Linked DNA regions of Mus musculus: region 1 is linked to region 2. A link is a contact called in ENCODE Hi-C or POLR2A ChIA-PET data. All regions are on one chromosome and are shown on one strand. Each heading gives the region's core, a stretch centred on a gene start or an enhancer-like site at or near the end of the contact. The rest is flanking DNA. Distances are from core to core; before and after follow the strand shown. Region 1 holds the start of Ryr2 (ryanodine receptor 2, cardiac). Region 2 holds the start of Mtr (5-methyltetrahydrofolate-homocysteine methyltransferase).

Evidence for each region. Hi-C counts contacts between places; a loop is a spot of excess contacts on that map. ChIA-PET counts read pairs that join two places held with the same protein, here RNA polymerase II (POLR2A).
Region 1: a map of left cerebral cortex shows a loop between it and region 2 (4-fold over the local background). The contact joins the promoter of Ryr2 here to the promoter of Mtr in region 2. A Hi-C loop is called at or near these places in 2 of 37 maps with a recorded cell type or tissue (both left cerebral cortex). POLR2A ChIA-PET finds 5 or more read pairs at or near these places in 2 of 5 experiments (both embryonic stem cell).

The regions. Positions count from the first base shown.
Region 1 is chr13:12,105,655-12,110,303 of GRCm38, forward strand. It overlaps Ryr2 (ryanodine receptor 2, cardiac), which reads right to left and starts at 1,291. Exons shown (of 105, transcript NM_023868.2): 1 at 745-1,291. The coding sequence starts at 792.
Region 2 is chr13:12,256,022-12,260,667 of GRCm38, forward strand. It overlaps Mtr (5-methyltetrahydrofolate-homocysteine methyltransferase), which reads right to left and starts at 2,092. Exons shown (of 33, transcript NM_001081128.3): 1 at 1,841-2,092.

The DNA of each region.
Region 1 (4,649 bases), core at 41-2,540, 150 kb before region 2:
AAATTCTTTCATGCGGTCCGTGCACACACACACACAACACACAGGAACGCACACTCACACACACACACACATGCACACACACACACACACACACACACACACACACACACACACACACACGGTTCCAATGCGCTCTGCAAGCTGTCGTCACGAAAACCAGCATGGCACCATGCCGGGAACCGTGGGGACCACCGGAGCAAGCCTCCATGGCATTGGTATCTGCTCGACTTGGGGGCACCCTGGGGGCAGCCTTCTCAGCCCTGGCCAGTCACTATATGATCGACACCGCCAAGTACTCGGATTGCGATGTCTTCACTCCGTGACGGCGCGCAGACTCAGCCCTGAAGCCCCAGGGACGGCGAAAGCCAGAGCCGCCACGCTAAGCGCGCCCCACGGAACACGCAGCCCTGCACCCTAGCCTGAGTCGGTCGAAGAGGTCCCTGGCCAATTCAGCTCCCGCAGCTGGGTAGCGCCCGCCCGGGTGCCTCCCGCTGGCTCGCCACGCTGTCACCGCACTGAGTCCTCTTGGTTTTCCACATGCGCGCACAGACACGCGTCCTGCCCTTCCCCGGGCAGACCCGCACACCTGCACACATGTGGTGATGCAGACCCCTCCAGCATCCCTGGGGCGCCTCTGGCGGACCAGAGGCGGCCCCGCAGCCGGTTGTCACTCTACGGGGACCCTGCGGGGGGCTCCCAGGCACCCCTTCCCCTGGGAGATGCGCGCCGCGACGTGGCACTTACAGTTCTCAGGAACTGGATCTCATCCTCGCCTTCGCCCGCATCAGCCATGGCTCCGCGCTCCTGGCCCGGCCGGCTCCGGAGCCCGGCGGAGCCCCACGACCGCGGCCACTTATGCTGCTGCTGCTACTGCTGAAGCTGCTGCTGCGGCTTCTCTGGACGCTCTAGTCACTGCTAACCAGGATGTTCTAGGGGCTCCAACGGCTGCTACTCGGGTCGCTGCCCCTGCGGCGGCCACAGCCAGGAGCCCGAGGCACCCGGGGGGCCGCGCTGCTGGTGCCGAGAGCCCAGCGGTCGGTCCCCCTGCAGCGCGGCGGAGGCGGGCACGCGGGGGCGGCCGAGGCGCGGGGCCTCCCTGCGCCGCACGGTGCGGGAGGAGGGCAGCCCGGCGTGAGGACGCAGGGAGGAGGCCCCACTGCCCGGCGCGCTCGGCCCCGGCTCCCGCCAGCGAGTGCCCGGAGCCCGCGGAGCCGGGCTAGTGCAGCGGCGGGGGCGGGCTGGGGGCGGGCGGGGAGGAGCTGCCAGCCCCGGCTGCTGCAGGTAATCCGCAGCCCGCTCCTCCGGCCGCCAGCGCCGGGGCACAGTGCCGCTTACTGGCTGCTTGGGGAATCAACTGGCGCGTGCCAGAGCGCTCAGCCATCCCCTGCACCTGTGCCCTTCCTGACCTCAAGTCCAAGGAGCTCAGCTTCCCGCTGAGCCCTGCTACAGTACTTGCCACCCATTTCTAAGGCCTTTTGGATTGCACGGGGAACTCTCCTTCTCCCCCGGTGCACAGAATGGGGAGCCTCTACGTGTGATCGATATTTACACTTCGACTCCCTCCATACGAGATAGAGGTGGTTTTCTTAGTTATTGAGTCAGCATGCACCAGACTCATCACAGATTAAGTTCTCACCACAAGGGGCCTGGTGTGGATGGTCGAGGAGTTTTAACAAATTATTCAGCAACAGGGGTGAGAGAGAAGGCTGAAGAAGAGCACTCACTGATCTTGTAGAGGATGCGCCTCGGTTCCTAGCACCCACGCGAGACAGCTCACAACCACCTGTCACTCTGGTTCCAGGAGACCCAGTGCCCTCTGGCCTCCATGGGCACCTGAAGGTACTTCGTGCACATACATTTATTAGGCACATATGCATAGATAAAATAAGTATATATTAAAAAGTACTCAACGACAGCACAACAATCCCAGCATTCAACGACAAAGTAGGCATCTTGCCATGCATTGTGATACAAGACACACAAATTCATAATGCACCTGCGCAAGAAATTACAATAAAGTATGGTGTGCTAAGGACCAGTCCGATCACTGAATGCGCTAAACTCACACCGTGGTATCCGCGATCTGCCGTGAGAGAGCAAAGTTAAACATTCCTCCACAAATGCCGGATCCAAATCTCACAATGCTCCATGTAATCATAAGCCATCAAATCTCCATTTTAAAAACAGCTGCTGTAAGCCAGCTAGCCGGCTCAGCTGGTGAAGGCACTTGCCACCAATCCTGACTAGATGAGTTCAATTCCAGGGACCCACATGGTGGGAAGAAAGAACTCCAAGTTCTCCTCAGCCTCCACACACAGCCGTCATACACATAAATAAATAAATGTTTTTAAAAGTAGTATGTAACTATGACTAAGAAATAAAATGTCGGAAGCAACTGGGACAAGAAATCCAACACATGTTTTCTCAGTTCTAAGTGTTTTCATTTATATCACTGAAAAAAAATTATAGAGAAAGCAACGTTCCCACATGCCCAACCTACTCATAGTCAGGAGTTATACAATAAATAATTTTGCGTTAACTTATCTCTGCTACACATGTTACAGCATCTGGTACATCATTAAAACTGCCCAGAAATTTTCAGGTGGGTTACATTTTGTTTCCACCTTTCCTATTTTCGTCCTTACAAAGTTAAAGTTTTTGTCTATTTCCAAGAAAAATAAATATCTGTCCTTAAATATTCTCATTTTATAGTGGGATATCCGTATTGTAGAAGGGTACCCCCATCATCTTACCTGAAAACTTGGCAGACTCTTCTGTCACTAGAGGAAGAAACTAGAGGATTGTAGTTAAGCCATCCAAAAGGTAAATTAGAAAAACAACCCTGTAAGTAAGAAGGATTTCAGAACTTTTCATCATAAATATGTTTATTTTAGAAAGACAAATATAATGTGCATATAAACTTTATGCCTGGAGTCTTTAACTCTAGATTTGAGTTACACAGAATTAGCAAGTGGACATTTTCATAGGCACAAAGCTACCATTTACAAAACAGAGCGGGGGAGGCTATTTTGAGTTATTATGAATATCCACAACCTTGTGTTTTTCAGCTTTTATGAAAATGTTTCTTTGTCCCTAGGTTCGTATTGCACATATTCCATCCTTATGCATACTGCTGAAACATGTTTTCTTAATGTTGATTTAGTTCACTAGACTCCTTTTCATATTTTATTATTAATATGTTTTAATTGAAATATAATTATATCACTTTCTCTCCTCCCTTTCCTCTTTCCAGCCCTTCCCAGCTACCTTCCCTCAAACCTCACCCACGTTCCCCACTCTCAAGTTCATAGCTTTTTTCTCTTATTATTGATATGTAAATGTATGCATGTGTGTATTCACAAATACATATAAATACAATCTGCTCAGTCCATTTTTGGTTTTTATGTGAGTGGTTTCAGGGCTAACCACTTTGCACTGTGTGTGTGTGTGTGTGTGTGTGTGTGTGTATGGTTTCAGGGCTAACCACTCTGCACTGTGTGTGTGTGTGTGTGTGTGTGTGTGTGTGTGTGTGTGTGTGTGGTTTCAGGGCTAACCACTCTGCACTGGGTAACCAATAAGGAAGCTCAGCCAAAGTACTTTGTGTATTAAATAGATAGCAACTCTGGACTAGATCTCTGTTACAGTGCGAACTTTTAAAGAATTATCTTTCTAACATACTCCATCCAAAATGAGTAATCACCTTTATGATTAATTCTGTATCCTCCAGGAAAGGGGGATAACCATATTTCCCTTTGTTGTTGTTGTTGGGCTTTAGTTGGTTTGGTTTAGGGAACCAAATATTGCTATGTGATCCATGTAGCCCTCAAACTTGCCGCCTCTGCTTCCTGAATGCTGAAGTTACAGGCATACTTCACTATGCCAAGTCAAATGTACCTTTTCCCCACGTATGTATGGTATGTATTCATGCATGTATACATGTATGGATGGAGGTATGGTATGTGTGCATGCTTGCATGTATGCATTATGTGTGCATTATGTATGTATGCATTGTGTATGTACTGTATGGGTGCATATGACACACGACACACATGTGAAAGCCAGAGGACAGCTTGTCACAGTTGATTTTCTCCTTTCTCCACATGGGTCCTATGGATGGAACTCAAATCATCAGGCTTCGCACCTCTGCCTGCTGAGCTATCTCCCCAGAACCCAAATTTCATCGCTCTATTAAAGAGTTTTTCTACAGTTACCTAGTTCCGAATGGCACAACATAATTCACCATTAGCTTGCCAAGACTCTAGGCATCCTTAACAAACAAAACATTAGAACATGTATAGGATTATTCATTAGACTTACTATTTACCATTTACCAGTGGTATAAACTCAAAATATTAACTTCTCTCTCAGTTGCTCAAGGTTCTCTAAATTTCCTATGTGCACCCACCCTAGGACAGTGTGCCAAGAGTTCCACAGAAACATGACCACAAGTCAGGCCTCAGGTGACATGTCCTGAATCTTTGGGTCTGCATCATGACAGAGATGCAAAAATGACATGAAGGGCAATGGCGGTTATGAAGATGATGAAGATAGAAAGGATAATGAGGATGACAATGATGATGATGATAATGGTGATGATGAAGATGATGAATGAAGATGAAGTGGAGGAAGAGAATGGAGATGAGAATGAT
Region 2 (4,646 bases), core at 842-3,341:
AAGGACTTCCCTTTCACAGGACAAAATGGTGTAGAATAAAAAATACTTCTCTTTTTTGCACTACAAGCAAACTACCTCAATGCATTCTCAGCAGTTTCCCGCTTTGGCTACTTTACAATCTGCTCCACAAGCTCCTTGGAGGACACATCTTTCATCTGGGGCCTCTAATCTCTAGATTGAACTGATTTGCTACATTTTATAGGCATCTGTTCACATATTATCTCATTTTTGAAATATTTTTTTCTCCCACTAATTTTTAAAGGCCAGAAGAGATCTGAGCTGCTACCAATTCACTGGCTCCTTTTATTCATTCTTCCATTAGTCACTCTTAGCTAAGTTCATAAAAGCATGCAAGGGAGAAACATGAGATCACTAGAAGCTGCAGCAGAAACTTTCTCACACACAGGGTCTGAGGTTATACCCTCTCCCTGACCATCTGCTGGAGGGATTTACTCTTGGCAAGCATTCCACCACTGAACCATATCCACAGCCTGGGACATATCCAGCTTTCAGTTCAACCTTGAAGTTCGGTAATCTTAGTTCTTCCTTGAGACTTGACAGTATAACAGTAAATAACACAGAAAGAAACAAAAAACAAAAGCTGGACACCAGTGGCTAAGGGTTTTTTAGGATGTTAAAGCAACGTGGTTGTAATACCAACACATAGGTGAGAGAGGCAGAACTATTTCTAAGCTACAGGTAAGGAGCCTAGAACTTGATGTTCACCCATGGAGGAAAGTGGAGAAGAGAGCAGGGCCAGGTGCAAATAGCCAACCATTTTCTCTCATTTTCTGCAAGGGATCACTATTTAATCTATTCTAAATTTTCAGAGGCTTTCTGCAGCAATAACTATATTCAATTACTCTTCTTTTTCTAAAAAGAAAGGAAGAAGCCTGAAGCCCTAAAAGACTAAATAACCATGCCGTAACTCTATGAAAAAGAGCGATCTTTTTTTATAGCAACAGCAATGTGCTGCCGGGCAATGTCCCACTGGTTTCAAGAACAATTCTACCAGCCCTATTTGTCAGATATTCACCCTCCTCCTAGGGCTACACACTATGCCACACCATACTCACTGTTCTGTCTTAAAAAGAAACAGGATCTCATGTTACCGAGGCTGGTCCAGAACTCATTGTGTTCCAGAGAATAGCCTTAGACGTAAACCCCTTCGAGTCTAGCTTTATGCAGAGCTAGGGATTAACTAAACCAGAGCTTCCTGTCCGCTGGGCAAGCACAACCTGATGTCCTTATTACTAATTCTCTCGACTCTACGTCTTACCTCACTCACACGTCTTATAGGAATCTCTCTCCAAATCTTTAAGACACTCAAAACTGAAATTATACTCCCTTTGTGTCTTTTCTCATTGTGGAGGCCAGAGCCACCAATATCCGAGTAATTTGCGATTACTATTCTGCCTTCCATCCCCACTCCTGGGTACTGAGAGTCCAGTCAGGCAACCGTCAAGCTAAAGCCAGAGTTTCCAAAAGTAAAGAGTAGAAAAGGAAATTAAAACCCCACGTGGTTCAACTGTCTAGGCTGCCTTACCGGCCTCCCAGCATCTGAACTCGTCTCGGGCAGACAGCTTTCCGTAAACATTTACTGAATACAGTTATATCATGCAGAACTTCCCAGGAGCCCCGCGGGAAGTTGTTGCTAGAAGTTGCAGCGCTAAAGGCAGCGCTCGTCGCTCCGCCACCGGACCGAGCGTGTGCGGGTGAGTGAAGAAAGAGACCCAGCAAGGACCGCGTCCCCCCCGAACTCCAGGCTGGGTCTCCGAAGGAGAAACTCCTGGAGAGCCGAGGCACCCACAGAACCGCTAGACCTGGATGGAGGAGTTACCGAGTGACAACAGCGCAGGCGACGCGCCGCCAAGAGTCCTCCTCAAGCAGGGAAGGCTTGATCTCCAAAGAATTCCACCGCGGGCGGCTCCAGCCAGCGTTTTCTGGCCTGACGAACTGACAAGATCCCCGAAGCTCCAGAGCCGACACACCGGGCCTCCGGGTACCGTGCCTCGGGCACGCGCTTCTTACGGAACTCCCAAGCGCAGAGCTCCCCGCTACAGAGCAAGGCCGCAGCGACAGACTAAAGGAATTGACGACGTAGAGACGGCCGCCGCCGCCACTGCGCCGTTAGCTCTCCGCTCAATCTAGCCTCCGGCAGGAGGGCCCGCCCCCTTCCCGGCATGTGATTGGCCCTCAACAGCTCCTCGCCGCCGTGTATAGGCTGTTGGTCGTTACCCAATCGCCGGAGGCTTTGCTCCGTGGCCCTATGGGAGATGTAGTCCTGAGTACTGGGTCCCTATGGAGACCAGAGCGTCTCTTCCCTGAGTTCTGGAAATGGTTCCCAAAGACCTCTCCAAGTTCTAGTCGAAAAATTCATACTATAGTATTGGCTCTCATCAGTGGTGGAGTATCAAGGGCCAGGAATCTGAAGTCAGAAAATTAATTGTAGCTTAGTTTTGCAGACACTAAATATCTTGTCTCCCTCATCCACAGAAAAGAAAGACTAGAATGAAAGTGACTATTAATTTATAGGCTTGCAACAGGGGTTAAAAAAAGAACCCGTGAGTACACTATGGAAATTATGAGGCACTATAGATGCTAATGGCCACACTGATACTAAACATTTACTGAGTAAAACACTCAAGTTGAGATACACACTTGGATAGCACAAGTGGGCCAGTAAGAACTTGCACAAATAATTAAACATGGAAAGAAGAAAGTAGGAAACATCCCAAAGGGTTTATGGTATTCTAAGGCAAATAAGTATCTGGGGCAGAGACGGGAAGATTCCTGGGTTTTGCTAGCTGCCAGTCTGAATGAAAAGCCAGTGAGCTACAGGTTCAGAAAACAATCCTGGCTAAAGAAATAAGGTGGATAGTGAGAAAGGAGAATACAGATGGTCTCCTTTGGGCTCTGCAATACAGGAGCTCATTTATCTTAGCACACAGACATGCATACAATGCACACACGCACACACACACAAACAAACAAAGTAGTTGGGTCTTAAAGGAAGGGTATATTTTTTTTAGTCAGAGGAAATACACAAATAAAACATAACATTTTTTTCCCTTAGGAAGATCAAAGTTCCCTCCAAACCTAATTTGATGTTTTATTACTAGAAGCAAAGACCAGCATGGCACAGCATCACTCCAGAGGAATTAAGGAAGCACCTTGGGCTGCTTCACTCACATTCATTTGAAGAATGGATACCCCCTACCTCAGAATGCTTTAGGGAGGGGCTGCTACCCTTACATGGTTCCTTATTAAATTTGAAAAGTGCCTCAAAAGTTTTGACACCAGAAAGACACCCCAAAAACATGTGTCTAAACTGCAACTTCAGGTGAATATGACTAAAGCAGTTACATTGTGAGAAGTGCTGAAGGTATGAGATGTCTTCCCTGGCACAGGAGTGACCATGGTTCCTCACCACATGGTGTAGCCACCTGTCTTAGTTAGGGTTTTACTGCTGTGAACAGACACCATGACCAAGGCAAGTCTTATAAAAAACAACATTTAACTGGGCCTGGCTTACAGGTTCAGAGGTTCAGTCCATTATCATCAAAGTGGGAGCATGGCAGTATGCAGGCAGGCATGGGGCAGGAGGAGCTGAGAGTTCTATGTCTTCATCCAAAGGCTGCTAGTGGAAGACTGACTTCCAGGCAACTAGGGTGAGGATCTTATACCCACACCCACAGTGACACACCCATTCCAAGCAGGTCACACCTATTCCAAGAAGGCCACACCTTCAGATGGTGCCACTCCCTGGTCCAAGTTATACAAACCATCACACCACCCATGAAGAAGTTTCCCTTGAGCTGAGTTACAGGGACATTTGCTCCCTGCATGACTGCGAGCTGAGCAGTGTTGGGAGGGCATCCAGGAGGTGGAGGAGGAATGTTGCCAGCGGTGGCACCAGCTCCAAATCTGGCACCTGCATCATGCCCTCCTTCCACCAACACTGCTGAGCCAGGTGAATAGTTGGGACCAACTGCATAATAAGCCATGGGTATTGTGGAACCTAGAGGCCCAACAGCCACAGACTGGGCCATAGGCAGATACAATGAGGCGCCAGGAAATGCAGCTGACATGGTGGGGACTGTGGCAGCCCCTGGATGAACAAAGCTTGGACGATAGAGCTCTGAATATGCAGGTGGAGCATCAGTATAGGGTGGAGCCTGAGGAAGATGTAAGGTCTGAGGATATACTGGATTCCCAGGAGGTTGCACAGGGTAGGTAGGCTGTGTTGGATTGAAAGAAAAATAAAACTTGAGACCTGTGATTCATGTAATTTATGTCAAATAGCCCAAAGAGTTGTTTGTGAGCTTTGAAGCCTGGGACTGAGAACATAGCAGAACAGGCCAGGACATGCCCGGGCAGGCCTGTCGTTAAGACATTCCTGAGGCTGCTTGGCCATAAAGATAAAGAGAATGCTAAGACATGTCTGGACTGGCCTGGCGCCTCCATATCTCCCGCCCTTCTGACGTGGATTAAATGTTAACCAGATGCTCTGCTGTTACTTCGATCTGCACATACAGTTTGCTGGTGTTTAAATAAACCAATCCTGTGAAACCGCACCAATTCCTCCTACAGCCCCAGACCCTTTTCTATAAAAACCCCTAGCTTTTGAGCCTCGTGGCCAACAA